2 separate regions of the Homo sapiens genome follow, and region 2 is linked to region 1. Evidence: read pairs that join two places in POLR2A ChIA-PET (ENCODE). Cell type or tissue: B cell. All regions are shown on one strand. Links, peaks and the distances in the headings refer to the core of each region. The heading gives the core; the rest is flanking DNA.

Evidence for each region. ChIA-PET counts read pairs that join two places held together with the same protein. Peaks named below come from ENCODE experiments on the same cell type or tissue, not always from the same donor. Only the 100,000 strongest peaks of a DNase experiment are listed, where the experiment ranks them.
Region 2: POLR2A ChIA-PET joins it to region 1 with 6 read pairs; 4 of 35 experiments call an interaction of 5 or more read pairs at or near these places.

Annotation. Positions count from the first base shown.
Region 1 is chr17:37,001,543-37,016,811 of GRCh38, forward strand. The region is part of intron 8 of AATF (apoptosis antagonizing transcription factor); the gene reads left to right. Among named protein-coding and RNA genes, the nearest start is that of MIR2909, 25 kb to the right of the region's middle. In B cell, for the core only: no CTCF peak of the experiment used is centred there; no DNase peak of the experiment used is centred there.
Region 2 is chr17:36,928,998-36,944,266 of GRCh38, forward strand. It overlaps LHX1 (LIM homeobox 1), which reads left to right and starts at 8,478. Exons shown (of 5, transcript NM_005568.5): 1 at 8,478-9,370; 2 at 11,293-11,519; 3 at 11,613-11,890; 4 at 13,203-13,368; 5 at 13,755-15,269. The coding sequence starts at 9,201. The coding sequence ends at 14,134. It overlaps LHX1-DT (LHX1 divergent transcript), which reads right to left and starts at 7,664. Exons shown (of 3, transcript NR_135671.1): 1 at 7,567-7,664. RefSeq lists enhancers at 2,750-3,267, 3,268-3,785, 3,868-4,783, 7,785-8,628, 9,471-10,312 and 2 more and a silencer at 12,189-12,374. In B cell, for the core only: no CTCF peak of the experiment used is centred there; DNase peaks (open chromatin) are centred at 7,824, 7,834, 8,794 and 9,514; H3K4me3 peaks cover 1,653 bases; H3K27me3 peaks cover 2,500 bases.

The DNA of each region.
Region 1 (15,269 bases), core at 6,046-8,545:
GAATCAATTAATGTATTATAACATATCAATAGAATATGGAAAGAAACCACATGATCATCTCAATAGAGACAGCAAAAGCCTTTAACATCTTCTCATGAGAAAAACATTTTTAAAACTAGAGATACAAGGAAACTTCCTCACCTGATAAAGAGCATCTGTGAAAACCACAAATAACGTCATACTCACTGACCAGAGACTGAATGCTTTCTCCTGAGATTAGGAACAAGACAAGGATGTCTGCTCTTGCCACTTATTCAGCATCATACTATCTAGCCAGGGCAGTTAGGCAAGAAAAAGAAAAGACATCCAAATTGGAAAGGATGAAGTAAAACTATCTTTTATTTGCAGATGATATGATCCTATATATAGAAAGTACCAGCTAGGCACGGTGGCTCACGTCTGTAATCCCAGCACACTGGGAGGCCAAGTGGGTCAGATCAGCTTGAGGCCAGGAGTCAAGACCAGCCTGGCCAACATGGTGAAACCCCGCCTCTACTAAAAATACAAAAATTAGCCAGGCGTGGTGGTGTACGCCTGTAATCCCAGCCACTCGCAAGGCTGAGGCAGGAGAATCACTTGAACCTGGGAGGTGGAGGTTGCAGTGAGCCATGATAGCACCACTGCACTCCAGTCTGGGCAACAGAGGGAGACTCCGTCTCAAAAAAAAAAAAAAAAAAAATACTAAAGAAGCCACCAAAAAACTACTAGAGCTAATTAATAAATGAATTCAGCAAAGTTGTAGGATACAAAATGAATGCACAAAAATCAGTTGTGTTTCTGTATACCAGCAATGAATGACCTCAAAAGGAAATTAGAAAAATAATTCCATTTAAAATAGCATCTGGCTGGGCATGGTGCCTCACACCTGTAATCCCAGCACTTTGGGAGGCCAAGGCGGGCAGATCACAAGGTCAGGAGATTGAGACCATCCTGGCTAACACGGTGAAACCCTGTCTCTACTAAAAATACAAAAAAAAAAAAAAATTAGCCGTGGTGGTGGGCGCCTGTAGTCCCAGCTACTTGGGAGGCTGAGGCAGGAGAATGACGTGAACCCAGGAGGCGGAGCTTGCAGTGAGCCAAGATAACGCCACTGCAGTCCAGCCTGGGTGAAAGAGCAAGACTCCATCTCAAAAAAAAAAAAGCATCTAAAATAATAAAATACCTAGGAATAAACTTAACCTAGAAGATGAAATATTTAACACACTGAACATTATAAATATTGCTGAAAGAAATTAAAGACCTAAATAAATGGAAAGCTGTCCCATGTCCATGGATTAGAAGACTTAACATTATTAAGATGACAGTACTCCCCAAATTGATCTAAAGCTTCAAAACAATCCCTATCAACATTCCTGTTGCTGTTTTTTTTTTTTTTTTTTTTTTGCAGAAATTAACAAGCTGATTCTAAAATTCATATGGAAATGTAAGGACCCAAAATAGCCAAAATTATCTTGGAAACAAAACAAAACAAAGTTGGAGCATTCACACTTTCCAGTTTCAAAACTTACCACAAAGCTCCAATAATCAAGACATTGTGGTGCTGGCATAAGGCTAGGCATATAGATCAATGGAATATAATTGAGAGTCCGGAAGTTAACCTTTACATTTATAGTTCATTGATTTTCAACAGGAGTACCAAGACGATTCAGTGGGCAGAAGAACAGTTTTTTGTTTTGTTTTTTAACAAATGGTGTTGGAGCAACTGGATATCCACATGCAAAAGAATGAAGATGGAGCCTTCCCTCACACCTACACAAAAGTTAACTATAGTGAATCACAGACCCAAACATAAGAGCTGAAACTATTAAACTTTTAGAAAAAAAACAGGAGTAAATCTTCATGCTGCAGGTAGATTAAGTAAGATGAGGGCTGAGAGAGAATTGATCTTGGTTTAGCAATGTGGAAGTCATTGGTGACCTTGACAAGAACTTTTTTTTTTTTTTTTTTTTTTTTTGAGACAGGGTCTCATGTCACCAGGGCTGGAGTGCAGTGGGGCTCACTGAAACTTCTGCCTCCCAGGCTCAAGTGATCCTCCCACCTCAGCCTCCCAAGTAGCTGGAACTAAAGGCGTGCACCACCACACCCGGCTGGTTTTTGTATTTTTAGTAGAGATGGGGTTTTGCCGTGTTGCCCAGGCTGGTCTCACACTCCTGATCTCAAGTGATCTGACTGCCTCAGCCTCCCAAAGTGCTGGGATTACAGGTGCGAGCCACCATGTCTGACCAACAAGAACTCTTTTAGTAGAGTGGTGGAGGGGGTTCAAGAGAGAATGGGAGGAGGCCGGGCATGGTGGCTCACACCTGTAATCCCAGTGCTCTGGGAGGCCAAGTTGGGCAGTTCACTGGAGATCAGGAGCTTGAGAACAGCCTTGGGCAACATGGCAAAACCCCATCTCTACTAAAAATACAAAAAATTAGCAGGGCATGGTGGCATGTGCCTCTACTCCCAGCTGCTCAGGAGGTCGAGGCAGGAGAATCGCTTGAACCCAGGAGGTAGAGGTTGCAGACTTTTTTTTGGTGGCTCCCGCCTGTAATCCTAGCACTTTGGGAGGCCGAGGCAGGTGGATCACTTGAGGTCAGGAGTTCAAGACCAGCCTGGCCAACATGGTGAAACCCCATCTCTACTAAAAATACAAAAAATTAGCCAGGCGTGGTGGCGGACGCCTGTAATCCCAGCTACTTGGGAGGCCGAGGCAGGAGAATTGCTTGAATTCAGGAGGCGGAGGTTGCAGTGAGCTGAGATCGCACCATTGCACTCCAGCCTAGGCAACAAGAGCTAAACTCTGAAAAAAAAGAGAGAGAGTGAGAGGAAATAAATTGGAGACAGTGAGTATAGACAGCTTTGAGGAGGTTTGCTGTAATGGGAATAGAGAAATGGGACAGCTGCTGGAAGGTTTGAGAGAGAGTTTTAAGATAGGAGATGTATTTTGTATGTTGATGGAAATGATCCCGTAGAGAGGTAAAAATGGATGTTGCAGGAAAAAGGTAGGAATTGCTGGTCAGTACACAAGTAGGGAGGGGTTGGTGTGATGGATAGAGGGAAGGCAGGACTTATGAGTACAGTTGCAGGGAGGTAAGGGGTGAGAGCATGTGCAGAGTCCTCATGTGAGTGCTTCTATGTTATTTTATGGTATTTCTTATGAATGAAGGAGCCGAGAGTGATAAGATGTAGGAGGATATGGAGGTTTGAGAAAAGAGAGGGTAAGAAAAAGTTACCTCAGAGAGTGAATGGACTAGGAAAGCGTAGCTGCACTGTCAGGTAGCCTAAAAGACCCACAGGTTACTGGTAATATGAAAGTGAGGCCAGTTTGCAAGATCTGGTCTTTCTCTCACTACATTCATCCATGTGGATGCAGGTACTGAGATTTAACATGGCTTGGGGTTTTGCCACCGAAGTACAGGGAAATAATCCCTTGCCAACAATTCCGAGATTAAAAATCTGAAAACTCGTAGTTTTGTTTGTTTTGGTAAGTTTGGCAAACTATTGTGGTGGCAGCACCTGATCTGAATGAACATGAAGCTATTTATAGGCTTTATTTATCACATATATGTGGGAATATATATTTTGCTACAGAAATTTTGTGTTTGACTTTGGGGTGCTGCCCCAGACTCCGCTGACACATTTATGACATATGCAGTGTATTACCTTTCTAAAATATGAAACATTCTGAATTCCAAGATACATCTATCCCTAAGGGACTGTGGGTCTGTACGACAAAAGGATAGCTTGCAGGGGAGTTCAGGGTGTATATCAGGGGTGATTATCCTGATGGATTTTGGAATCTCATTCACCTGGGTAAGGAGAGAAGTAAGCACAGGAGGAGAGGAAGAGGGATGCTGAAAAGGTGGCAGGATTGATGGTTTATTGATTCTGGTGGGGCTGAAGAATTATTGGCATCTGAAGGCTAGAGGGAGAATGCTGGAAATATAGGGAGAGATTTATTTCAGCTGGGCTTTTGGTTCTTAAGGGACATAATCACAGAATACAAGTTAGTACTACCCTTTCAGTTTCCTACTTGTGAATCGTTCTCTAGTTCAGAATGACTTCCTTTTTATTCTTTAAACACAAATGACATATAGTAAAAGAAACCCTGCTAAATAATGCTAAAAAATAGTAACTGAGCTGGTATCTGAGAGGATCTAAAACCCTTCTTCCTGCCTTTATTATAAATGGAGGGGGAGGTACACACCAAGACATCCATCTAGTGACCAATGGGCAGAATTTTTGAAGTGGGAACTCTTGGAAAATCTAAACAGCACCTTCTGTACATTGTTACTTTTAGTATGGATTAGAAAGCATGGCTTGCTGGGTACAGTGGCTCACTCCTGCAATCCCAACACTTTGGGAGGTCAAGGTGGGAAGATTGCTTGAACCCAGGAGCTTGAGACTAACCTGGGCAACATAGTGAGACCCTATCTCTATAAAAAATAAACAGTAAAAAAAGTAACCAGGCATGGTGGCTTGCGCCTGTGGTCCCAGCTACTCAGGAGGCTGAGGTAGGAAGATCACTTGAGCGCAGGACCTCAGGGCTGTACAGTGAACTATGATTGTGCCGCTATACTCCAGCCTGAGTGACAGAGCAAGACCCTGTCTCTAAAAAAAGAAAAAAAAGAGGTTTCCTTAAATTTAAAAAAGAAAAAAAGAGGGCCAGGTGCGGTGGCTCTTCCCTGTAATCCCAGCACTTTGGGAGGCCAAAGCGGGTGGATCAGCTGAGGTCAGGAGTTCGAGACCAGCCTGACCAACATGGTGAAACCTCATCTCTACTAAAAACACAAAATTAACTGGGCTTGGTGGTGCATGCCTGTAATCCCAGCTAGTAGGGAGACTGAGGCAGGAGAATCGCTTGAACCCAGGAGACTGAGATTTCGGTGAGCTGAGATCACACCATTGCACTCCAGCCTGGGCAACAAGAGCAAAACTCCGTCTCAAAAAAAAAGAATTGCATAAGTCAGTCACTTAGTCCTTGTAAAATTCCTTTTATTTGTTGGAAACAGAAAAGCAAATTGGCAAGTTTTTTAGCATTTGAATTGCTTTAATTCTTACTCTGTCTTCACTCATCAGGGCCTAATACTGATAGTGATTTACTTACACTTCTAGTTAATAATTAGACATTGGGAGACACGATATATCATGCCTAATGGAAATATATGGGGTCTGATGAGAAAGTTTTCTGTGTTGACTAATAAATTTTAACCCAATGGCCAAGCTTAGTGAAATATTATGGCCTTTGAAGTATTTTAGGGCTTGTGCTGAGAAAATAGTACTGCTTTATTCAATGAATGAATTTATCATTTCTTCCAAATCATAGGCCTTAGCGCTAGCTCCGGAGTGGAGGCATGCTGCAACGCAGAATCAAAAAGTGGAAAAACTAATCAAATCCTTAAAGACCAAGGGCAGTGAGGCAGAATTAGGCTGACTTTTTCAGTGGTAGCCTCTAGCTATACATTCTCTTATTTGAGTAACCAAAGGTGGACTATTTGTAACTTTAGTATTAAGATGCTTCTTAGACCTTATTTGCATAACCTGATTTCCTTTCATTCTTCCCTGTGTCATTCTGTAAATATTGCACTTCCCCTTGCAAAAGGTGGCTGCTTTTCATGCTTGTTGACAAAATCTAGAAGACTGCTTGCTACTTGACTCTTTGATTTTAGGAATATTATTTTGAAATAGGGTCTCACTCTGTCACCCAGGCTGGACCATAGTGGTGCAGTCATAGCGCACTGCAACCTCACACTGCTGTGTTCAAGCTATCTTTCCACCTCAGCCTCCTAAGTAGCTAGGACTATGGGTGTATGCCACCACACCTGGCTAATTTAATTTTTTTTTTTTTTTTTTTTTTTTTTTAGCGACAGGTTCTCACTGCATTGCCTAGGCTGGTCTCAAACTACTGGCCTCAGGTGATCCCCCTGCCTCAGCCTTCCAAAGCGTTGTGATTACAGGCATCAGCCACTGTGCCCAGCCCTTAGAAATATTATTGAATAATCACTGTATGCAAAGGCAGTGGTGGAGTTCCAGGTATTAGGGGTAAGAGTTTCAGTCAGATGTATCCCCTGCCTGCAAGAAGCTCATAGTCAAGCAAGCAAGATGACATAAACATAAATAACCAGAACGCTTGGTGAGTGTGTATCGAAGAATTCAGAAAAGGGAGAAAAATAATAGTTTCAGGGAATTAGAGAAGGCTCCAGCGAAGAGGACATGGCATTTGATCTGGGCTTTCAAAGAAGGATGGCCAGGATTTTAGATACTCTGAGGTTGGAAGGAGGCCTTCTACATAAAGGAATTGTGTAATCAGGGTATTGTGGGGGAGCTGAAGGTCAGGAAAAGAGAATCGCAGATAGTTCAAACAGAATAAATGATAAAGGAGAGGATGACTTCTGCTCCAGTTTCTCATGATCTAGTTTGGAAAAGTCCTTTAACCCATAGCATACTTTTTAAATGTATGACTTACCATTTTTGCGGGTTTTCTATACTTGTTACATTTTTATCCTTTCACTCTTATTTGTTACACATCTTATTTGTTACCTATGTTTGAAAATCAGTAGAAAGGAAAATTGAATTACTGTACTTGTTGCTTGTTAGCAGCTGTGGCGATTTAGCTGTGGAAGATGATTTATTTTAACCTAAATGGGGTTTAGGGACTATCTATGAGCATGATCTGATGTTCCACAGTATTTCTGTTTATTGAATACTTACGTTTTGCTGAGTGCTTTACTTTTATCATCTTTTTAAGTCCCAAAACAACTTTGTGAGGTATAATTACCACTTTATAAGATGAGGAAACTGAATCTCAGGGAGCTCAAGGAACTTGTCTTAAACTACACAGGTAGTAAAGGGCAGAGCTGGAATTCAAGACAGGTAAGTCAGACTCTTTGGCAGATAGTTACACTTAGATTGAACTGTGCAGTACACACTTCACATAAGTGAAAATTCATACCTAGAAGCATTAGCTCTTAGAGAGTGGGAGATGGAAACCTGTAACTGGTATTTGACAAGCCTATTTCATAGATAAAAGATATTTAAATAGAAAATCCTGTAACTAGGCTGGGCATGGTGGCTTATCCCTGTAATCCCAGCAGTGTGGGGGGCTGACACAGGAAGATCACTTGAGGTCAAGAGTTCAAGACCAGCCACGGCAACATAGAGAGACCCCATCTCTACAAGAACTGGAAAAAATTAGCTGGGCATGCATGCCTGTAGTCCCAGCTGCTCAGAAGGCTAAGGTGGGAGCTCTGGAGGTCAGGGGCACAGTGAGCTATGATCATGCCACTGCACTCCAGTGTGAGCGACAAAGCAAGGGCCTGTCTCTAAAACCACACACACTGTAACTGAAATTAATTCAGACCTTTATTACAAAGATGTCAAGACATCTGTCTTGCAGTAAAAGGACCAACTTAAAGAGACTACAGGAAAGGTTAAGGTTTGTGGGGAGTATAGAGGAAGCACCAAAGATGTGCTTGCTCTCATTTCCTGAGAAGAACCAACTTTTTCCTTTAGGAAATGAGACACAAGAGGGAGTATAGATCTGTATCATTTTAATAGTCAAAGAATGAGTTTAAATAGTTAAATGGCTTTTTTGTTTTGGTTTGGTTTTTGGGTTTTGGTTTTTGAGATGGAGTTTCACTCTTGTTGCCCAGGCTGGAGTGCAGTGGCGCGATCTCGGCTCACTGCAACCTCCACCTCCTGGGTTCAAGTGATTCTTCTGCCTCAGGCTCCCGAGTAGCTGGGATTACAGGCATCTGCCACCATGCCCGGCTAATTTTTTTTTTTTTTTTTTGTATTTTTAGTAAAGATGGGGTTTCACCATGTTGGCCAGGCTGGTCTCAAACTCCTGACCTCAGGTTATCCACCCACTTCGGCCTTCCAAAGTACTAGGATTACAGGTGTGAACCACCGTGCCTGGCCCCAGTTAAATGGTTTTTTTTATTTTAAATTCAAGTACTCTTGGAATGGGGAGGGGAAAAAAGGATAATTCTCATCCGCTTAAAACCATCCAGGCCGGGCGCGGTGGCTCACGCCTGTAATCCCAGCACTTTGGGAGGCCGAGGCGGGTGGATCATGAGGTCAGGAGATCGAGACCATCCTGGCTAACAAGGTGAAACCCCGTCTCTACTAAAAATACAAAAAATTAGCCGGGCGCGGTGGCGGGCGCCTGTAGTCCCAGCTACTGGGGAGGCTGAGGCAGGAGAATGGCGTGAATCCGGGAAGCGGAGCTTGCGGTGAGCCGAGATTGCGCCACTGCAGTCCGCAGTCTGGCCTGGGCGACAGAGCGAGACTCCGTCTCAAAAAAAAAAAAAAAAAAAAAAAAAAACCATGCAGATTTGTTGAATAGACCAGTCTATGTGTTTGTTGTGTAGGTCATCTGGCCTATGTAAGACATGTGAGAAGGAGAATATTGTGTGGGGAAGTCATATCATTGAAAATGGCAATGACAAAGATATGTTCAAAAACAACTGACAAAAAACAGGTAGGTTTCTCTATTCCTAGGTCGATAATGGTGCCCTGGATTAGAGCCAGGTTATTGTATATTGACTCCTTTTGTGTAAAAACACTGAAATGGTATGTGTGTGTGGTGGGGGAAATGATAAAGCAAACACAGATATGGTATTTTCTCTCAGAAATAATTGTTTTCTGGCCGGGCGCGGTGGCTCACGCCTATAATCCCAGCACTTTGGGAGGCTGAGGCGGGCGGATCACGAGGTCAGGAGCTCCAGACCATCCTGGCTAACATGGTGAAACCCTGTCCCTACTAAAAATACAAAAACAAAATTAGCCGGGCGTGGTGGTGGGTGCCTGTAGTCCCAGCTACTTGAGAGGCTGAGGCAGGAGAATGGCGTGAACCCAGAAGGCGGAGCTTGCAGTGAGCCAAGATCGTGCCACTGCACTCCAGCCTGGGCGACAGAGCGAGACTCCATCTCAAAAAAATTATTATTATTATTATTTTCCCCTCTGTGTATATATGGAGCTCCTTCAAGGGGCCCCTGAAGGGGATGGAGTGGTGATTGTGTTCAGATGGAGTCTCTGCTCTCACACAGCATACAGTCAGCAAGGGGAGGAGGTAGACGTTATCAAGGAGTCCATGAGTACAGTGTACAGTAAGAACAGCAAAGGTATGGTGCATGTGTGTGAGTGCAGCTGTGGTTAAGAAAGGTTTCCCTCAGGAAGAGAAGATGAAGTGGAGATTTAACAAATGAGTAGAGGAGGAGGCGTGGGAGGTCAGTGGCTAGGGAAGCCTGTTCCCGCAGTGCATATGCAGAAGCAGCCTCTGGTGTGAGGGCCCACGGAGCATTTCACGTACAGAATGAAGCCTGGTGGGCCTGCAGCACAGAGGCGGAAGGTGGGTTAGGTTGGAGAGGTAGACAAGGGCCCTAGTGGTACCCTGTTAAATGTCCTGACACATTTGCTTTTTGAAAATACTACTCTTGAGTACAATGAGGAGACAAAAATGGAGGGACAAGAGTAAATGAGAGGAAATCATTACACTGCCTCAGGCAAGACCATGTCTGTTTTATTCTTGTTTCTCCAGTGTGCTCAAAAAATATGTATGAGGGCCGGGTGTTGTGGCTTACGCCTGTAATCCCAGCACTTCAGGAGGCCAAGACGAGTGGATTACCTGAGTTCAGGAGTTCGAGACCAGCCTGGCCAACATGGAAAAACCCCGTCTCAACTAAAAATTTATACAAAAATTAGCCCGGCGTGGTGGTGCACGCCTGTAATCCCAGCTACTCGGGAGGCTGAGGCAGGAGAATTGCTTGAAACCGGGAGGTGGAGGTTGCAGTGAGCAGAGATAGCACCACGGCACTCCAGCCTGGGCGACAGAGCAAGACTCTGCCTCAAAAACAAAAAAAAAGTATGGGGTGAATGAAGATGATAGTAGCCTGTACTGGGTGGAGGCAGCGGAGATGGAGAAAAGTGGACAAATTCGTGAATATAAGACTTGAGATAGTTGAGATATTGGGTGTAAGGGAAGAGGAATTTCCAGGGGTAACTCTTAGGTCATTGAAGCCTTGAGAACAGAAGGAAGTTCTTGGGGGAAACCCTGTGGAGTGAGAAGAAAATAAAGATTGGAACTGAGTCGTGAGGAGTGGCAGTATTTAATGGCTGGCTAGAGGGGCTGGCTGAATGTGGAGTAAAGACAGAGAGATGCCTCACTGATACCGAGAAAAGAGTGTTTCAGTGAGGTGAGAAAGTCCAGTGTCAGTTGCTGCTTCAAGAAGTCTAATAGGATGAGTAGTGCTAGATGCCCATTAGACATAGAGATCTTGAGACCTTAGCACAGGTAGTTTGAATAGAATAATGGAAGCAGAAATATTAGGTGGTGGAGTTGTTGGTTCGGGAGTGAATGGGCAATGTGGAGTGGGAACATATAGTTGGGGAATAGGTCATTTTGTGCCAATTTTGTATTATAGGAAGGTATAGTAATTCCTTCCCAACTATTTGAAATTATAGTATATGCAATTTATTTTTTGTATGCCTCAAATATGGTATATAAAAATTGCAAGAGACTTCTTTTGGGGATAATTTTTTTTTTTTTTAAGTTGAGGTCTCTGTTGCTCAGGCTGGAGTGCAATGGCGCAATCTTGGCTCACTGCAACTTCCGTCTCCTGGGTTCAAGCGATTTCTCCTGCCTCAGCCACCCTAGTAGCTGGGATTACAGGCATGCGCCACCATGCCCAGTTAATTTTTTTGTATTTTTACTAGAGACGGGGTTCGCCATCTTGGCCAGGCTGGTCTCGAACTTCTGGCCTCAAGTGATCCGCCTGCCTTGGCCTCCCAGTGCTAGGATTATAGGCGTGAGCCACCACACCCGGCCCTTTTGGGGATAATTTGAAAGACTAGGGAGCTGAGAACCAAAAAAGGAGGTAAGGCAGGAGGTAGAGCAAAAATAGATACATTTTCACTAAGAAGTCTTGTGGGAGAGAGAGGGAATTCACAGGAAGAGTAAACCCAATCCTTTGAGTCTGCTTTTGTATCTCCCAGTGAGGAAGTTTGAGGAACCCTGACTCAGCTAGGCTAAGTAAGTTTGATAGAGGGTTGCCCCAAGCTTTTTCCTTCTCAAGCATCTGTGGCTATGAACTGTGGAAGCCTAAAAAGTAGGAATCAATAACTCTGGGTCACAAATTCAGAAAGCCAAGGAATATGTGGTCATAAAGCCAAAATGCTTTTAAAGTTACTTGGTTTTTCAACAAGGGTGCCAAGACAGCTCAGTGGGGTAAGTAGTCTTTTCAACAAATGGTATAATGGGATATCCACATGTAAAAGAATGAAGTTGGACCCCTACCTTACACTATATATAAAAATTAACTCAAAATGGATCATAGACCTAAATATAAGAGCTACACTATTAATTATAAACCTTTTAGAAGAAAACATAGGAGTAGAGCTTCATGACCTTGGGTTAGGCAATGGTTTCTTAGATACAAATCAAAAACACAAATGACAAAAGAAAAAATTGGACTGTATCAAAATTAAAAACTTTCCTGCCTCAAATGACACTCTCAAGAAAGCAAAAAGACATTACAGAAGGAAAATGAATAAGGGACTGGTATCCAGAATATATAAAGAACTCTTACAGCTCAATAACAAAAAGACAAATAACCTCATTTTAAAATGGGCAAAGGGTCTGAATAGACATTTCTCCAGTGAAGATATACAAATGGCCAGTAAGCACAGGAAGATGCTCTGCATCATTAGCCATTAGGGAAATGCAAATCAAAGCTGCAATGAGAATGTATCATACCTGCTAGTATGGCTGTCAGTCAGTGTTTACATTATTATTACTAAGTAAATGTTGTTCTCAAGTGTCTTAGTCTGTTCTGCATTGCTATGAAGGAATACCTGAGAATGGGTAATTTTTGAGGAAGAAAGGTTTCTTTGGTTCACTCTTCTGCTGCTGGGAATTTTGGGCTTCTAGTGGAAGCCTCAGGCTGCTTCTGTTCATGAAGGAAGGCGGAGGGGAGCTGGCATGTGCAGAGATCACGTGGCAAGAGAGGAGGCTAGAGGACTGAGGCATGCCAGGCTCTTTTCAACAGCCAGCTCCTGGGCTCTAATAGAGCGGGAACTCACTCCCCACAACCAAGGGAGGACTTCATCTATGCATGAGGGATCTACCTCCATGGCCCAGACACTTTCCATTAGGCCCCTCCAACATTGAGAGCAAATTTCAGCATGAGGTTTGGAGGGGACAAACATCCCAACTATAGGAACAAGCGCTATATTATGATTACATTTTTCTTACAAATTTGTTTTTTCCTAGAGCTAATAATGCCTGTTTTTAAAAGATTTGCCTAGTTTTCTGTGTAACTATTGCTGTTTTTCCCTATATACTCCACATGCCTTGAATATATAAAATAACCTATCCTTTTGCACCTCCCTTCTACTTTTTCCCCTTGGAGACCTCATCCTAGAGCTCTCTGGACTCTTCTGGCGTGGCTGCACACCAGGCCTGCTGGCTGTATTCCTGGGACTTGCCTTTGCTTCTTCCCTGAGTTAGACCTCTCGTTTCTAATATCTTATGTCTTGATTTTAGTATACTCATTTACTGAAGTACATCTTTCTGTGAAAGAGTACACAGAAAGTAAATTGTTGAGTCCTTACGTGTATGAAAAATGCATTTATGTAACTCTCATTATACTTGGTTAATAATTTGGCTGAGGAGGCAGAGGCTGCAATGCGCTGAGATTGCACCACTGCACTCCAGCCTGGGTGACAGAGCAAGACTGTCTTAGTAATAATAATAATAATAATAATAATAATAATAATAAGGCTGTATATGGAATTTGAGTCTGGAAGTCATTTTCCATAGAATTTTGAAGGTACCTTGCTGTCCTCTGCTATCTGCTCTTGCTATTGAGACGTCTTTTCCCATTCAGATTTCCATTCTTTAATATGTAGGGCGACTGTATAATTTATTATCAAAACTGGGACAGGTAAAGTGCTAGTCTGACAGCATATTAGGACAACAGGTGTAAACCAGGACTTTCTTGGTAAACTGGGACATATGATCACCTCTTTATATGTAACCTGTTTTTTCTTTAACTGCTTAGGATCTTCTCTTTACCTCTGGTGTTCTACATTTCATGATGATGTGTCTTGACAGAGGCCCTTTTTTATTCATTGCACTAGGTCTTTGCAGTTGTATTCCTGTTCTTTCTTTGATTTGGGAAAATTTTCAGTATTCCTTCAAACATTTTCTCCCAGCCTTTGTTAGTTAGATGTTTGACTTTCTGGATTATCCTCTAAATTTTTGTCTTGTCTTGCAAATAAGCAAGGGGATATTATCTTTTTGCCTTTTGGCTTTCTTTTTGTTTTATATCAGAGATTTTCATTCATTTAAGTTCTTCTGTTGGATTTTTTAAAATTTTCTGTTTAGTGTTTAATTTCTCATTTTAGTCTTTTTCACAGCATCCTGCTCTTATCAAAGTATACCCTCTCCCACTCTTGGGATATTCATTGTAAGTTTTGGGGGTTTTTTTCTCCTTTTTAATTATTTATTTTGTTCTCTGCATTGCTTCCTTGAGTCTCTTTTCTATTTGTTTGGTTTGTGCATGAGGATTTCCTCAGATGCAGGCGATCCTTAACTGTCTGTTCATATTTAAGAGTAAAGCATTAAAGTTTATTATTCGGAATCTCTGAAACCTGGGCAGAGCTTTTTGGCTTCTTTAAATATAATTATGCTGTGAACTGACCTCTTTGTTAGAGTAGCCTTGGATGTCAGAATTTGTATTTGTTTGCTTTGTTTTCTATATATCTATTTGTTTGTGCTGCTATAGTAAAATACCACAGACTAGGTAATCTTAAAAGAACAGAAATTTATTTCTCACAGTTCTGGAGGTTGTAAAGTCCAAGAACAAGAAGGTGGCAGTTTCTGTTGTCTGGAGAGGGCTGCTGTCTGCTTCCAAGATGGTGCCTTGATGCTGAATTCTTCTGAGGGAATTCACATGGCAGAAGGTGGAAAGGCAAAAGGGACAGACTCCCTCCATCATGCCCTTTTAGAGGGACGCCTAATCCCATCCACGAGGGCAGAGCCTGCATGACTCAGTCACCTCCCAAAGGCCATTCCTTCCAATACTGTTGCATTGGGGATTAAGTGTTCAACATACGGATTTTGGGAGACACATGCAGAAGACCATAGCAACTTTGAAATCTAATTTTGGGGGTGGGAGGGCAGACACCATTCAGTTTCTTCCAGAAAAGGCTCCTCTGCTTTCCTGCCTAGGAAATTATAGAATGGGATGTTAGCTTTCTACAAATGAGGTGGGAGAAAGGGAGAGGTTTCAGAGATTAACATAGAGCCTTTCCCTTGTACCTCATTCCAGCCTTCTTTGCCTGGTATCCTCTATTCTGGAGCTTCTGTGGTTCAATATTTCCAAAGAATAAAATTTCTTTTCTCTCACGAGAGGAGGTGGGTGGTAGAGGTGGTTAGTCACTTGGCTGTGTGGGATAATGGAGGAGGCCCAAGTGGTTCTGCTCCTTCTCTTTTTCCCACCTTGCGTGGTAACTGCCAGAGAGCTGATCCTCACAGGAATTCTGCGGCCTAATACAATTAGCTTCATCTTCACCTTTATTCACTCTGGGCATTTGGGTGATAACTTCTCCATCTCCTTACTGTCTTGGAAAAATTTATGAAAATATGCACACATTAGTGCTCCTTTTCTCTTTTTTCTTAGGAGTTAATATTTATTTTATTCCTCAACTGTCTCTTAGAGGGGTTGAGAAGAGATAAACTAATGTGTTCAATCTGCCATTTTTAACTGTTTCTAGCATGCATTTTTTCTAATGAAAGTATTATAAATGTTGATTAGATGCTTAATAGTACTATTAGTCCTGTTCCTCATGTATATTGGTATGGGTTAAATAGGTTTCTGTGGCCAACCTGAAAACCTAACTGTATCTATGATTTTCCCTTAGAACTAGAGGTATAATCAAGCCTTTCCGAATTGATTATCTGGAGGAATTTTAACAGACTAGAGCAAAAACATTTTCTCTCTCTCCATTTTCCAAATCACATAGAAAATTACTACAAATACTATATCATCATTGTTGAAATAAAAAGCTCTAATAATTGTAACAGAAACTTGAATTTTAGTAGAAAGGTTTATTTGTAAAGTTAAAGCTATACAAATTAAAATCAGAAGTAAAATTGAATTCTTCAGCCAATATCTCAAATCTCTTTTTTTTTTTTTAGCAACTGTTTTGAAAGCAATTTTCTAATTAAATTTAAACCCAGTGATAGTGGTAGCTTTGGGAAAATAGTAATAGCCACGGGAATC
Region 2 (15,269 bases), core at 7,533-10,032, 71 kb before region 1:
TCCCCAACCCTTCCCACTAGGCCTCAGGGGGCACACAGAGACACAATGTTTCTGGAGATGCAGGGTTTTTTTTTTCCCTCCCACTGCACAGAGCTTTTCCATGTCCGCTAAGCTTTCTTGCTTTCAGCCCCCTTTAGCCTGCTTGCTGGCACTAAACAGCCAAGATCCATGTGGAGAAAAGAGGATTGATTAGAATTGCAATAATGATCCCTGGCATCTGTCCGGTGTTAGTGTTCACAAAGTGTTTTCACACATTATCTCATTCGGCCAGAGGAGGTCGGAGCTGGAAGGGACCTCAGTAATCATTTAGCCGAATCCCCTCATGTTACAGATGAGAAAACTGAGGCCCGGAAAGGCTAAACGTCTTCCCTAATGGCCAGGGACAGTGTAGCCAAGTCTCCAAGCTCCTTGTCTAGGAATCCTGTGCTGCTTCCAACCCTCTGAAAAGAAAGAGCGTGGTCACGTTTTTGCGCCACAGTAGATATTAAACAAGTAGATATTAATCCAAAAATGAGAAAAGTAGAACATGAGAATGAATAAAAGCAACTCCTGTAAGAAATGGCTTGGGTTGGGGGGCGGCTGGAAGTGGGGAAGACAATTAGTCTAAGTCCTGAATGGAACACGTTAATTAACAAAGTTCCCCCTCTTTTTGTCCCCCTTCATCTCTCCACTTCTCTCCAGGTTTAAAAATATGAACATTATGCAGTTTGGAATCTAAGGCTTAATTCAGCTGCAGGTCCCGGGAGGAGAGGGAGTCTTTTCTTGGCTTCAGATCTGGCACCTATGCTCCCAAGGGTTGGCAGCATGACGGGCTTGTGTGTGCCTCTGTGTCCACTCAAGACGTTGGATTTAGCAGTGAAAACCAGGCATCTTGATCCTTTCACAGATCAGATGATTTGCAAATTAATGGCTCTTTTCCCCCAAGGCTCTGAGGAGGTTAAAAAAGATTTCTGGTGAAGGGGGGTGGAAAAATATAAAACGGGGAAAGGAAAGGAAACTGACATTGGATTTTGTGTCAGGAAAATACTTCCCTGTGAATGGCGCTTGTGTGCGTGGACATGGGTGTCTGCATTTCCATGGGGCTGTCGTGCCCCTGTTGCCCGAGGCTGTTGGAAGGTAAGCGGTTCCTTTGTGTGTTCGTTTATTACTAAGCCCAACTCTTTCCCCTCTAAAACTCCTTCTTCTCCCTGTTGAGCTGACCATGCTTCTGGATTTATGAAGAGAGATGTTTTAGCAGAAATCCCCCAGAGTGTCCCATCAGCCCTAAATCCCAGGCCCGCTCACCCCCACAAGACCCCATGACACACAGCATGCCAACACGGCTTCCTCTTGCCTATGCATTAGCCATCCATTGTGGCAACCTGACATCTCTCACACATAAAACCGTAAGAGAGAAATAAAATATCTGTCTCTTGGCGAAAATAAAGCTTTGCCTCCCTCCTGATGTATAGGATATAAAATAAAGCCTCGGCTCCAATAGTGGGTTTTCCTTATGCCAGAGTTGCCTTTGCACACACGGAGACAATGAAGACGGATGGTTTGGGACGAGGCCCAGCCTCCTGGGGCCGCCTTCACCCTCTTTTATTATAGTCTCTCCCCCCTCCCTGCCTTTTTCTTTCTTCTTCACTTTCTTTCCTTTCTGGGTTGGATTTGCCTTTTATATGCCCTTCTCTTTCTTTCCCCTGGAACTTTATTTCTCCTGCTCACTTTCTTTCTAAAGCTTGACAGAGATGGTGGGAAAGGAACCAAGTTTCTCACCTTCCCAAACATGCCTGCCACCTCTCCTCACCTCCCCATCTCCGATCCCCAGCTCTCTCTGGACCACCAGCCCCTCTGACTCATTTTGCTGCTGCTGCTTTGAGATTTGCTTTGGTCAAATGTACAAATGTTCCCAAGGGACAATTAAAAATGTGTTTAGTGGTGGGGAGGGGGTGGATTTTTTTCTAGGGAGCTGCCCTTCCTCCCTCCTTTTTCTCTCTGGGCTGGGTGGTTTATAGATCTCAGCATTTCTTTATTTAGCCTCTGAGGAGGCCAACAGAGCAAAGCTGCCACCTCACAGGGGTGAGAGTTGACATTCACCTCCCAAACCTAAGCCTCAAAGCTGCATTACCAGACAGACTGTGGGCGTTGGACCCCTTCCAGCCAACTCAGCTACCAAGGGGACCATCAAGTCCCAGACCAGTCCCCTGCCTCTTCTCCCCAGTCTAAGAACTGAGGGTGCTGTGAGGGAACATAGGGGGCTTCCCCATGCTCACACAGAGAGACCAGAACTGTCACCCTCACAGTCACAGAGACATGACCACCTTCCTGCCTCTCACACACTTGGCGCTCCTTCCCACAGTGCATAGAGCCCACCTTTCCCTCCTTTGTCCCTAGAGGCCTCTCTCTTGCCTGGTGGCAACTGCGCCTCTCTGCGCCTCTGTGTCTCTCAACCCAAGTCTGAGGAAGGTTGTCTCTGGAAGCCTCTCCCCATCCTTGCCCTGACCTCCCACCACTCTCCTTCCATCAACCCCAGACTGCTTCTCAGCCCGTTCAAAACCTCACCTGCCTTAGGGGACTGCGGGACACCGCCCAGGTCCTTGGAAGAGTTAGTACTGCCTGAAAGAAGAGGGTGCAGGGTCTGGGCCCCTGGGGGAACAACATGGGAGGGGGAGCTGGTATTGCAGGGAGGTAAGAAATGTCCCAGGGACAGGGGTGGCTTTCAGCCTCTGAAACTGATCTCCCAAGGTGGAGGGCGGTAGAAGGGCTTCAGTGTGTGTAACCACATCACCCTAATCTGAGGAGATCTTTATTAATGCTGCCCAAAACCTGGAGGGGGAAGGAAGGCAGCAATATCTATGGAACTCTGCCCAAAAGTGGAGGTGGGGGCAGGGCTTAGAGCTGCCAAGTCCAGAAAAAACTCAATCTCAGTCCCAAAGGTCGTTAGCTTTGGGGTTCTCTCTCTCTGTCTCCCCCAACTTGATGTCTCTCCAGATATCGGCAGTGACCACCGCCATTAGGTAAGGGGAGAGAGTCAATTAGTGAGAGGATTAATTACTGTGAGGCACGAGCCCCGTTTGTCTTCCTTACTGGGTGTTCAGACAGAGGAACACGGGCACGCACCCAAATACACATTGTTGTCACGCCGTCTTAGACGTTTTATTTATTTGTTGGATTCCTGCCCAGAGCCGCTTTTCCACGGGCGCAGAGTCTCCCACCAAACACGCTGCCTCTTTCTCTCAGCACGCACTCGCCTGTCCCAAAGCCGCACACCCCCAGACCCGCGGGACGCCCCCTCCGTGCCTGCAGGGCCCTCGGCTCCGCGCCCGTCCCCGCGGCCTTCTTCGTGGCAGGGTCTCTCTCTGGGTCTAATTTCTGTTTCTTTTCCTCCACTTCTCCCCGCATTTCCCCGACAGATCTTTCCTTTCTTTATCCCCGCCTGCTTTTCCGCACTCCGTCTCATCTTTTCTCTGGTTTTCTGCCTTTATTTTCTTTTCCTGTCCCTCTCTCCTCACTTCTGCCTCTGTCTCTCTTTTCTGTTCTTCAGCTCAGCGTCTCCCTCCCAAGATTATCCACGTCCTGTCTTTGCTCCGCGGCGCGGAGCTGACTCGCAACTGGAATCTCCACGCTTGACCTCGCTGTTCCACCCGCTCCCTGCCCCACCCCACGCCCCTGCCCCCCCTCCCCCACGCCCCTGCCCCATGCCCAGGGTCCCTCCAGCGCTCGTGGGAAGCCAGAGTTGTTTACCCAGGCCAGGCACATACCGTGACGCCCCGGCCTGCCGGATGCTGCCCTTTCCTGGCCCTGCGGTCCCTGCTCCCCCTTAACCAGCCCAAGCCCCCCTTGCTTATAAAACATGGCCAGGCGCAAAGTGCACACTGGAGCAAGGTGCCAAGCTCCCCACCCAACTTCTCACCTTAAATAGTGCTCTGACCTAGGGATCTCGGACAAGCCTCCTAACTTGGGCCTCCTGGCCGGGAAAGTGGAGATAGTACCCTTCTCTTCCACCCCCCACCACCCTCTTGCTATACGGTTCAGGGGAGACCGTGATACAAGCTGTGAAGTACTGCACACGAGTAGATCATTTCCATGAGAGAGTGATGGGTGAGATTAAGGCAATTTGAGTCCGGAGAGAACTAGACGGGAAGGAGAGGCGGGAGACCTTGGCGCTCAGATCCGAGCGACCTTATCCACGCAGTTCCCTGCGTGGCATTACCGCGGCCTCACCGAGTCTGGGCGGAGTTTGCGTGGCCTCTGGGACCGGCAGAGTCCAGGGGTGCTCCGGGCTGGCTATTTCCTCCCTCCTCCGGGATGGGTGTAGCAGGGTGTGTACTCCGCATGGGGTAACCTCCTAGAGCCGGCTACGCCCCAGGCGCCTCCTTTCACGGCCTTGTCACTCTTTTCTGCTCCTTGGGCTGTTCTGGAACCGAAGAGAGAGGAGGGAAATGGCTAGGGGCGGCCATCATCCTCGGGATCAATAGCAGCCGAGAGTGACTGGGCAGGCTCTGTCCATGGGCCGAGCGTCATTCTGGAACCTGGAGGGGGCGGGGGCGGGGGAAGGAAGGGAAGTGGAAGTTTGAGAGGGGCACCTTCAGGCTCCCCAAACTGCATGGCAGCTGGAGAGAGCTGACAGAACCCTCTCCAACCCGGGTTCTGACCAGGGTCCCTCTGGGGCTGATCGTCAAGGAGCTTCTCAAGAAAAGAAACCTGGACTGTGAAAGTCACCTCCTAGGCCCTCTGGGGCCGTATCCGGGGGTGCCTGGGAGGAGGGTGGAAAGGATTCTGCAGTCACCGAGCTATGGGCGAAAATGATCCCCGCGGACCCTGGTCCAGAATGTACAGGTCCTGGGCGGTGTAAGTGGCTGTGGGTCTGTGGAGGACATTGGGTAGGAAAACGCTTGCGTAGTTGAGGATGCAGACAATAAATGTGGCCGGGAAGGTGAGGAGGGAAGGTTGGTGCTCTTCGCTGAACGGAACTGGCTTAAATGCAGAGCTGAGCTGAGCGGCTTCGGAGAAGGCGAATTTAGAAAGCCTGGTCAATTTTCTCTCCATGTCCCTGCGACCGATTATGTTTTAAAACAAAAGCTCAATGGAAACGAAAACAAAACAAAACCCACCATTTGTCTAATGTGCTGTCCCCGTGGAGGAGTTAAATCTGGACTCCAAACCTAGAATCTGGAGCCAAGAGGCGCACTTTGAGTTGCGCTCCTGGCCCCCCTTGCAGAGACGCCAGGGTTGGCTCCTGCGGACCTGTTTACTGAGCCATCTGGACACCAGGACGAGCGGAGCCTGACGCCCTAGAGCGAGCGTCCTGTCCTCATCCTCAACTCTCCTGCCTCGCTGGTCCGTCTGTGGGGAGGGGCCTTCTTTCCCCTATACCTAGGTCCCAAGGTTCTTACACCCCTAAATGGATGGAGCAACCTCCTCCTGCCCACCAGAGGGAGGTGACAGGCCCTGGGTTGGGGAAGGGCCGACAGCTAGGTCCAGCTGTCGTCCGGTAGGTCCCACTGACCGCCCCACACTCCACCGTGACCCCTCTGCTTTGCATGAGAAGGAGCCCAGCTGGGACGGGGGCGGAGGCAAGCCACCCGGGACTGGGGCCACTATAGATTCCAGAAAGGGGCGGTTGGGTCGAGGGCGCTGGCGGCGAGAACCGGGACAGCTGCGGGGAGGGGAGGAGTGTGAGGACAGCAGGGCTGGACTGGCCCCCTCCCCGCAGGCCTCACGCAGCGCAGCAGGCTGGGAGGCGCCTGGGGGTCCGGGTGGAAGAAGTGGGGACCCCATGCCACACGGCTTTTGGCGCTTGCGGGGGTGCCAGAAGCCTACCGAGTACCGGTCGTCTTCCGCCGGGAAGTGCCGGGTCCGCAGGAGGAGCGCGAAGCCGAGTCCGAGCCCGCGGAGCCCGCCCCCTAGATCGCAGAACCGCCTTCTCCATCCTCTGCCCTGCCCCGCGTCGGGGTCTGGGAGCGACCGGCGGAGGCCGGCGGCGCGCCGGAGCTGACTAGTCCCCTACGCTCCTCCGGCCCGCAGCGGGGAGCCCACATGTGTATGTGCAAGAAGGTGTGGAGAAGGCGTTAGGGTCCCGGCACCCACGGGTCAGGGCAGAACGCCAACGAGTCGCACTGCGGGTCTCCGCGGCTTCGGTTTCCATGACATGGTGACGCCGGCGGCAAGGCGGGGGGCTGCCTGTGGGCCTTGAGGTTGCTGGGCGGTGCGGGCGGAGTCAGCAAAGGGGCGTTGGCAAAGCCCTAAAACCCCACGGTTCCACGGAGCGCAAGCCAGATTCTCTGAAGCAGCTTCCCCGTTCGTCCGAAGAGGGTATTCCATCTGCACAGCGGGATTCCCTGCCAGCCCAGGTTCACTGCGACTCCGCTTCCCCGAGCATTTCCCCCGTTTCAGCTTCCGTCTGGTCTGCGCATCGCGAGTGGGGTCCAAAGGCCAATTCCACAATACCAGCCAGCTCCGGAGGGACGCCCACTATCACTGCCTTCCATGCTCGGGCCAAATGAGCCTTCCTAGCACCCCCTCCCCCGAAGCACAAAAACGGGGAGCAAAAGTGGGACCGCCCAGCCCAACCACCTTCAGACTCCACTTCAGGAGAAATCCTGGTTAAGCCCACCCAGAACAGGTGTGGTCGAAACGGAATTTAGGGTTTGACTTGAGTGCTCCGAAAAACTACAGTAACTCTTCCAGGCGAAGGCACTCTAGACCAGGATCTGTCCCCCACGTGTGGGAAAATAGGCCCCTGGGGGCGGCGGTCCCGAGTTCCTAGCCAGAGCGGGATTAGGGAGTTACGGGTTCCCTGAGGAGTGAACTATGGAGGGTGTGGTTTGCTGTTGTCTGGGGAAGCCGGTGCCAACCCGAAGCCTGGACAGGGGAGGACTGGAATCCCGGCACACGCTGCCCATGCACTGCACGCCCATCTACTGCAGCCTCTTCGTGGCGTCCCGGCACCCCCCCCTCCTCCTTCCCTCTTCCCAACGCCACGACCACCACCCCCAGCCGCCGCTGGAGCCCCCGGTTTCCCGCCTAGTCGTTTGTTTTTGTACGTAAAAGGTGTCTCCGGATCACAGTTTTCTCACAACTTTCTCGCCAGGGTTGCAACTCCTCACCCGAGGCGCTTCCCGGTCCACTCCTTCCCCCGCGCCGGCGCCGCGCCTCCGGTCTCCCCGCCCCCATCAGGAAACCGCCCGAATCAACTTTGCAAGAGTGCTCTGCGGGAGACAGACACTCAGCTCGCCCAGGACCCGGACCCTGTGGACTTTGGATGGATTGGGGGAGGGGGCACAGAAAGAGGGACGGGAGGAGGGAGATTCTGCTGCTAAGAGCCTCCTCCCCCTCCAAAGATGTGCGCTGCGCTTGGGACAAACTTCCAGCTCAAGAAAGTACGGGGGGACAATGGCAACAGCCGCTGAATTGCAAAGCCCAGCAGTGCAGGGGAGCCGCCTGGGATTCCGGACCCGGCTGCACCCCAACCTTCCACAAGGCTCGGTCTTGGACTACCCCCACTCTACAGCAGAACTCTGGCCTCCGCCTGCGCCTATTCCCGCTCTCTCTCTGTCCCTCCCATCGAAACCCACGCCTTACCGGAGCAGGAGGGGGCCCAGGCACGGTGCTGCCCGCCGTCCGCGCCGCGCGGGGCCGCGGGTGCCGCCGCCACTGATCCTCTAAACGCGGTCTCCCCGCACTCTCCCGGGCCGGGGGATGCAGAATGGTTTACAGAGGGACCGCGAGGCGCTGATTGGTCGCAGGCCGCAGTGACGTCAGCGGGCGCTGCATTAAGGCGAGGGGGCTTCCAGAGCTCAGCCAACAGCCAGGAGCAGTGACCAAGCCGCCGGAGCTGGGGAGAGACGCACCGGGGCGGCGACTGGGCCAGGAGACCAGGGACTGAGGGACGCGCCCGGGGAGGGCCAGCAACGAGCCGCGGCCCGGGCGGCGACAGCGGCGGTCCGCGCCGAGCCGTTCCAGCCGCCGGCCTACTGTAGCCGCTGCGCCAGGACATTTTTTTTTAAAGCTCTCCAAGCTGCCCCCCTCCTCCCCGACTCCTCCCGCTGCAAAAGAAAAACAAAAAAAAAAAAAGGAAGGAGGCTAGAAAGGAAACCCAGATTTGCCACCACAACGAAAAAAAGAAGGGGAAAAGGAAAAGGAGAGAAAGTCGAGCGACTGTGGGGTTAGACGGAGGCAGACAGAGCGTGGGCCGAGCGATGCGGGGCTGTGCGCCCAGGCGGCCGCGAGTTGTGACTGGAGCCACGATGCACGGCCAGGCGCGGTGAGAAGCCAGCCCGTAGTGCCTCCCGAAGGAGCCCGGGCGCAGGGAGGGTCGCCCTGAGGACACGGAGGCCGCCAGGCAGGCCAAGGGCCGAGGTGACTGGGCTGGGGCGGTAGGGAAGGAGCGAGTGCGCCTGGCTGCCTCCGCACGGAGTTGTCCCTCTCTGTTTTCGATTGACACAAACACTTCTCCAAAAGCGGGGAAACCTAAGCAACAACAGCAATCAACACCAAGATCTTCCTCCTACCCTCCCCTCTTTCCCTTCTCCCGCGGTCGGCCCTCGCCCCCTCCCCCAGGCCCAGCGCGGGCGCTCGGCGCGTCCAGACCCGCGGCGCGATGCCGGCAGTTTAGGATCCAAAGCTTCTCTGCTCCTTTTGTTCTTTCCTTCCCTTTTTTAAAAAAAGAGGGGGGAAATCCCAGTGGTGGGCAGCCTGGCACGCACACAGTCGCCCTCATACCCCGACAAAAGCAGATGCACTTTGACTTCTGACAGCTCTACCTCAAGCCCCGGAGAACTCAGCGGCGCTTTCCTCGCAACCCGAGCTCGGCGAGTCGTCGTCTTCTTCTTCTCCGTTTTTATTTATTTATTTCCGTTCCCGCCGCCGTTCTCGCTGACCTTCACTCCTCCGCGGGCTCTGAGCAGAAGGGTCGCATTCTCTCCCGCCTGAGACTTCTTTTCCTCGCCCCGGGAGCTCAGGCGGCGCCGCTCCAGCCCGGGGCCCCGGGACTCCCCGGCTGCACACTTCACTGAGACGCCCCCCCAGGCCCCGATCAGCCTCGTTTCCTCCACCCTACTTTGATTTCCTGGTGCGAGTTTTGGCTTGCACGGCCGAGTGTGTGTCCTCTTTTTGGAGAGACTGGGGAGCTCGTGCCGATTGTCTTCAGGAGTCATCCCCTGGGCTCTACTTTGCCCCTCTCTCTCTCTGGGCCTCATCAGACCAAACCAAAGACCATGGTTCACTGTGCCGGCTGCAAAAGGCCCATCCTGGACCGCTTTCTCTTGAACGTGCTGGACAGGGCCTGGCACGTCAAGTGCGTCCAGTGCTGTGAATGTAAATGCAACCTGACCGAGAAGTGCTTCTCCAGGGAAGGCAAACTCTACTGCAAGAACGACTTCTTCCGGTGAGTACTTTCCTCCCACGCCTCTGCTGCTACCTCCCCGCGGGCCCTTCCCGGCCAGCTTCGGATCAGAGGTTAGCGTGGCCTCGCTGCCCAGTTAGGAACTGCTTCTAGAGAGGGCAGCCAAGTCCCGCGGGCGCCCGCCTCTCCGCCAGCTGGCGCGCTGGGAGCCCGGGACGCGGCCCTGCTTGCATCCTGGAAACTATGGGTCTGGGTTTGGCTGCATGTGCCTGGGAAGAAAGGGTCTGAGCCTGACTCGGCCCAGAAGCCCCTTCAAGCTTGGAAGAGACAGGGCAGCCTCGGGCGTTGTAGCCCGGACTGCTGTCTTTCCCGGAGCCAAGCTCTGCAGCAACTGCATTCTCCAGGCCTTCGGGGTTGTTTGCCCTCCAGGCAGAGCCCAGGCTCCCTCCCGGCCACTACCTTTTCCGACCCCGAGCGGTCTTGGCGGTAAGCTCCGAGCCTTTTGCGTAGAGTGTCTGGGCCAACTGCCCTGTCAGCGGCAGGAAAGAACTCGGCCTTAAAGCCGATCCTGCACGCCCGGGGGTCTTCCCCAAACCCGGACATGCCTCCGAGTGCAGACCTGGACAAACTGCTGCACTGTAGCCTGCGAAGTGCCCGGAGCTTTTTCCTGCTTCCCTGGCTGCCGAAGTTGTCTGGTGGTTCGGCTTCAGCCCCAGGTGACTCCGACTCCCACGGGCTCCGCTCAGTAGTCCTCCTAGGAAACTGCCAGCCACAGCCAGCAACCTCCTTGATGAAACCTGGGGGAAAGCCGAGACCTCCAGCTTGCTGGTGGGGAGACTTCTCCCTACCCCCCTTATTCGTTTAGCATTTTAATTATATTATCGTACACTCACAATTTTGCCGCTCCATTCACACAAACACACAAGTCAACAGAGAAGAACGGGCACAAATGCGAATTGTAATTCCACCCTACGGATGTGAAATATCGCAATTTACTCGGCTGACTTGGTCTCTGCTTTTCTGAGTTTGTGGTCATAGTTCAAACCAGGGAGCAGGAGGAAGAGGGATTCAAAGCCACTCAGAGGGCCAAGACGCGCTGTCCCCAGTGCCGCTCCAGGACTCGTGGCTGGGGTTGGGTTGCGTGGAACCATGAAGCAAAGCTCCGTGCTCGCTGGTATTTCGGGAGAACGCGCAGGCTGAGCCTCTGAGCCTCCGCGGGCTGCCCGGTTTTCCTCAAGGACTGGATCATAGCGGGAGGGTGGCAAACCGTACTCGTACCCGCTGCCAGTGGGTCCCTGAGCCTGGCTTCCACAACCCGCGGCAGAGCGCCCAGAGCCAGCTCCCGCAGCTCCCGCTTTTGCCAACCTGTCCCGCTTTAGGCAAGAGCGTGGCGGCGGCCCCGCTAAGGCTACGGAGGGGGGCTCTCCGCGGCTATGTTTGTTTACCAACAGCGGGGCTAGACATCGCCAACCCCATGCCTATGTGCGGGTCCTTTTGCGATGAAGGAGAGAAAAGCGGCGCTCCGCGCACGTTTATATAGAGTTCTAATTGTAATTCGACTTTTCTGAATCTAATCGGAAAATAAGTGCCCCGTTCCCCCCGCCCACACAGGTCACTGCCTTGCCACCTTCTTTAGACGATGCATCTTTCCTCTGGGATAACGCTGGGAGTGAGGCTGGGGCTTGGCGGGTAGCTTGGGCCCCTGGCTCTAACCGCGTGTATCCCCTCCCTAACTCTTCCCTGGTGCCGCGCTCTCTCTCCTGCTGCCTCCTCACCTGCTTAACCGGAATTCTGCCTCTCTTTATCTCTCTCTTCCCTTCTTTCTGTGCTCCATTCCTCCTCTCCTACTTCCTCCACTTTTTACATCTTCCCTCTTTCTCGCTGTCATCTTTCTCTCCGCCTGTCTCCCCTTGCCCCTGGCTGACCCATCCCCGCCCCCGCCCCCCACCCCCACCCCCCCGCAGGTGTTTCGGTACCAAATGCGCAGGCTGCGCTCAGGGCATCTCCCCTAGCGACCTGGTGCGGAGAGCGCGGAGCAAAGTGTTTCACCTGAACTGCTTCACCTGCATGATGTGTAACAAGCAGCTCTCCACTGGCGAGGAACTCTACATCATCGACGAGAATAAGTTCGTCTGCAAAGAGGATTACCTAAGTAACAGCAGTGTTGCCAAAGAGAACAGCCTTCACTCGGGTGAGGCCCCAATTCCTGGCTGGCTAGGTGCAAGCGGGTCCTGGGGGAGGAAGGCTCGCCAAGGCCCCGGCTCATCTGTCCTTTCCCTCTTAGCCACCACGGGCAGTGACCCCAGTTTGTCTCCGGATTCCCAAGACCCGTCGCAGGACGACGCCAAGGACTCGGAGAGCGCCAACGTGTCGGACAAGGAAGCGGGTAGCAACGAGAATGACGACCAGAACCTGGGCGCCAAGCGGCGGGGACCGCGCACCACCATCAAAGCCAAGCAGCTGGAGACGCTGAAGGCCGCCTTCGCTGCTACACCCAAGCCCACCCGCCACATCCGCGAGCAGCTGGCGCAGGAGACCGGCCTCAACATGCGCGTCATTCAGGTCAGGCCCCGGCGCGCCTCTCCATCCCACAGAGGCCCACACTGCCACTTTGGGCACCCAGGCCGAGCCAGGAGAGCCCAGAATCCAGAGAGAAGTGAGAGATGGAGTCCAGAGGTGGGGTGCCTAGACACATCCCGAGCCTGCGGGACCTATGAAATGCCTGATGCCTTCGAGCATCTAGAAAGTCCTCTTCCCAGCCCAACAGAGGTGATCGTGGCAGTGGAGGGGGAGGGACGGGAGTTCAGCCAGAGGCTGGAGGAGGAGAACTGTTGAACACTCTGGAGAGAGTGGGGAGCCCTCTTTCTGCACATACCCCACCCCACCTCGGGTTCGGAAGGGTCAGAGAAGTCTCAGTGTCCCCCAGAGTCAATCAGTCCCTCTGCCTTCTGCACAAAGTGAACTCTTCCTAAGTCTGCAACTCCAACTTTGTGATCGCTTGCTCCAATTAGACAAGCCCCAGATCAGGGACTTCCCCTCCAAAGAGAGGTGGTTCCGCCGGGAGTCAGCTCTGCTTCCAGCGGGTTGGAGTGAAATTTGGGTATGGGAGCCTACCTGGAGGCAGCTGGGCCTGTGGGCGGAAAGGAGGTGAGACTGCTGAAGCTCCAGGCCAGGGGGAGTCTCTGGCTCAGTGCTAGGTGTCCGGTTCACCGGGCCTGATGCCCTGCGTGGCTGTGGGTGGATGTACCTGCCTGGGAGGCTGGCTGTGCATGTGCACATGTGTGCAACACGGAAGGCCCTGAGGCCTACAGGAGACTGTGAGAACCTGTGTACATGAATGAGAAGTCGTGTGTCTGTGTCACTATTGGCAAGAGGCTGTGGATAAGTATGTTTGGCACTGTGAGATTGTACATGGGTGTGAAAAGGAGATTGTAGGTTTTGGTATCATAGGCTGTTTCTGTGTCTCTGTCATGGTTGGGGGGAGGGTTGCTGCAAGAGACCGTGAAATGGAAACGCGGTGTGTGTCTGACATTATTTTGGAGAGGCGTAGTCTCTATGTGTGTACAGCCCCAGAGAAGCGGTAACTGTGATAGTGTGACTGTTAGAAAAACTCCAGCTATACCACAACTCTCCCCCTCCAGACACGGCGGCCTGTCCAGGTCCTCCTGTGGGATTCCTGCTCACCATTGGCTCAGGGTCCGCCCTGAGTGGTCCTAGTCAGAGATCGCACCGTCACCACTACCCTACACACACACACAAGCGCGCGCGCGCGGTGTCGGCTAGCCAGGCGGTGAAGGGGTGCTGGCTAGGCCCGGAGCACCCCGGGGTCGGGGGTGGAGTCTCGGTGGCCTCACCCCGCCGCCATGTGCTGCAGGTCTGGTTCCAGAACCGGCGCTCCAAGGAGCGGAGGATGAAGCAGCTGAGCGCCCTGGGCGCCCGGCGCCACGCCTTCTTCCGCAGTCCGCGCCGGATGCGGCCGCTGGTGGACCGCCTGGAGCCGGGCGAGCTCATCCCCAATGGTCCCTTCTCCTTCTACGGAGGTGGGTGCGCGCCGAATGGCGGGGCGCGGCCAGGTCGGGGCGGGCTTCGTTGGAAGCGGGTGGCAGCGCGGGGGGGCACGCCTCGCTCTCTGTAAGCCACTGGAGAGTTGGGGCGAGTAGGGAGAAGGCTGGGAGTAAATCAAGGGGAGGCGGCGAGACCGAGGACCCAATTCACGGCCCTGAATAACGGGGGTAGCTGGTAAGGGGCAGCTCCCGGGCTTGCGCCCAGCCTCCTCCCTGCACCCAGGCCCGCGAGGGCTCCCCGCGATCCGCGAGTTCCCCGCGCGGCCTTCCTCAGCCCGCCGAGGTCGCGTCTTCCCTCCCTTTCGGTCCCGCCGGCCCCCGGCCGGGCCCTGACGTCCTGCGCCCTCCCCGCCGCTCCGCAGATTACCAGAGCGAGTACTACGGGCCCGGGGGCAACTACGACTTCTTCCCGCAAGGCCCCCCGTCCTCGCAGGCCCAGACACCAGTGGACCTACCCTTCGTGCCGTCATCTGGGCCGTCCGGGACGCCCCTGGGTGGCCTGGAGCACCCGCTGCCGGGCCACCACCCGTCGAGCGAGGCGCAGCGGTTTACCGACATCCTGGCGCACCCACCCGGGGACTCGCCCAGCCCCGAGCCCAGCCTGCCCGGGCCTCTGCACTCCATGTCGGCCGAGGTCTTCGGACCCAGCCCGCCCTTCTCGTCGCTGTCGGTCAACGGTGGGGCGAGCTACGGAAACCACCTGTCCCACCCCCCCGAAATGAACGAGGCGGCCGTGTGGTAGCGGGGTCTCGCACGGTCTGCGGAGTTCGTGGTTGTACAGAAATGAACCTTTATTTAAGAAAAATAGAAAAAAAAAAACATAAAAAGCAAGTCCCCACCCCCTTCCTCCAGCCTCGAGAACCATTCTCCTTCTGGGGAGACCGGATGGAAAAGGGGGACACGAAATAGGATCCAAATCGGCCTCGAGGTGGGACTGGGATCCGCGCACTGGCTGTCGACGTGCAGAACTGGGGCTCCCCAAAGGAAACGCAGACCTCTCCCCAACTCCCACCTGGACCCGGATCCGTAGACAGACCCCGCGGGCGTGTGCGCCTGGCAGGCGGGCGGCGAAAAGACGTCCAGGGCAGCCGCGGGTGCGCACAGCCGTTGGCGATGCCAGGAGCCGTGGGGAGGGAGGCCGTGAGCACAGCCGGGTGAAGGAAGTGAAGCGGCCCAGGGCGCTCCCGGGCCAGCCAGGAGGGTTCTAGCTCTGGGATATCCCTTATTAGTGTTGTCTCAGAGTTCAACAACAGCGACAAAAAACTCTTATAGCTTCAGAAACGCCGACCTGCCGTGCATCAGGTGGGACTATATATATATTTTTTGTCTATCTGGATTTTTGGTTTTTGTTTTTGCCAAAATTGCAAAATTCTAAATGTAAAGCCCTCCGTATCAACTCTTCTACCTTCGCAAAACTACACATACACACATACACACGTACACGGACACACTCGGTAAGATGGTCTCCAGCCAGACCGCTCAGTAAAATGACTTGAACATCAGCTGTACAAGAAAAGTATTCTACCTTCACACACAAAAAGTTAAAAAAAAAAAAAAAGACTATTGAACTAAAAACAGTCAACTGTTTACGTATAATGTTAAATTCAGGAGTTCAGTGTTTTACTAATATATCCTGTTTTGAAACCTCTTGTTCGAAAACAAAATGTTTTGAGCAATCAACCAAAATTGTTCCTTTTCTTTTCCTGTAGATGTTCTGACAGATTTGCAGGGCTTTCGGCTCACTGTGCTAGTATGTAAAAAGGTGTTGTTTACACGAGGCAAAGAGAAAACATGCTATTCAGACAGTTGCCAAATAGAATAATTATAGCACAAATACTGTAAAGGTGCCTGGCACCAGCAACCTGAGAAAGTGTTAA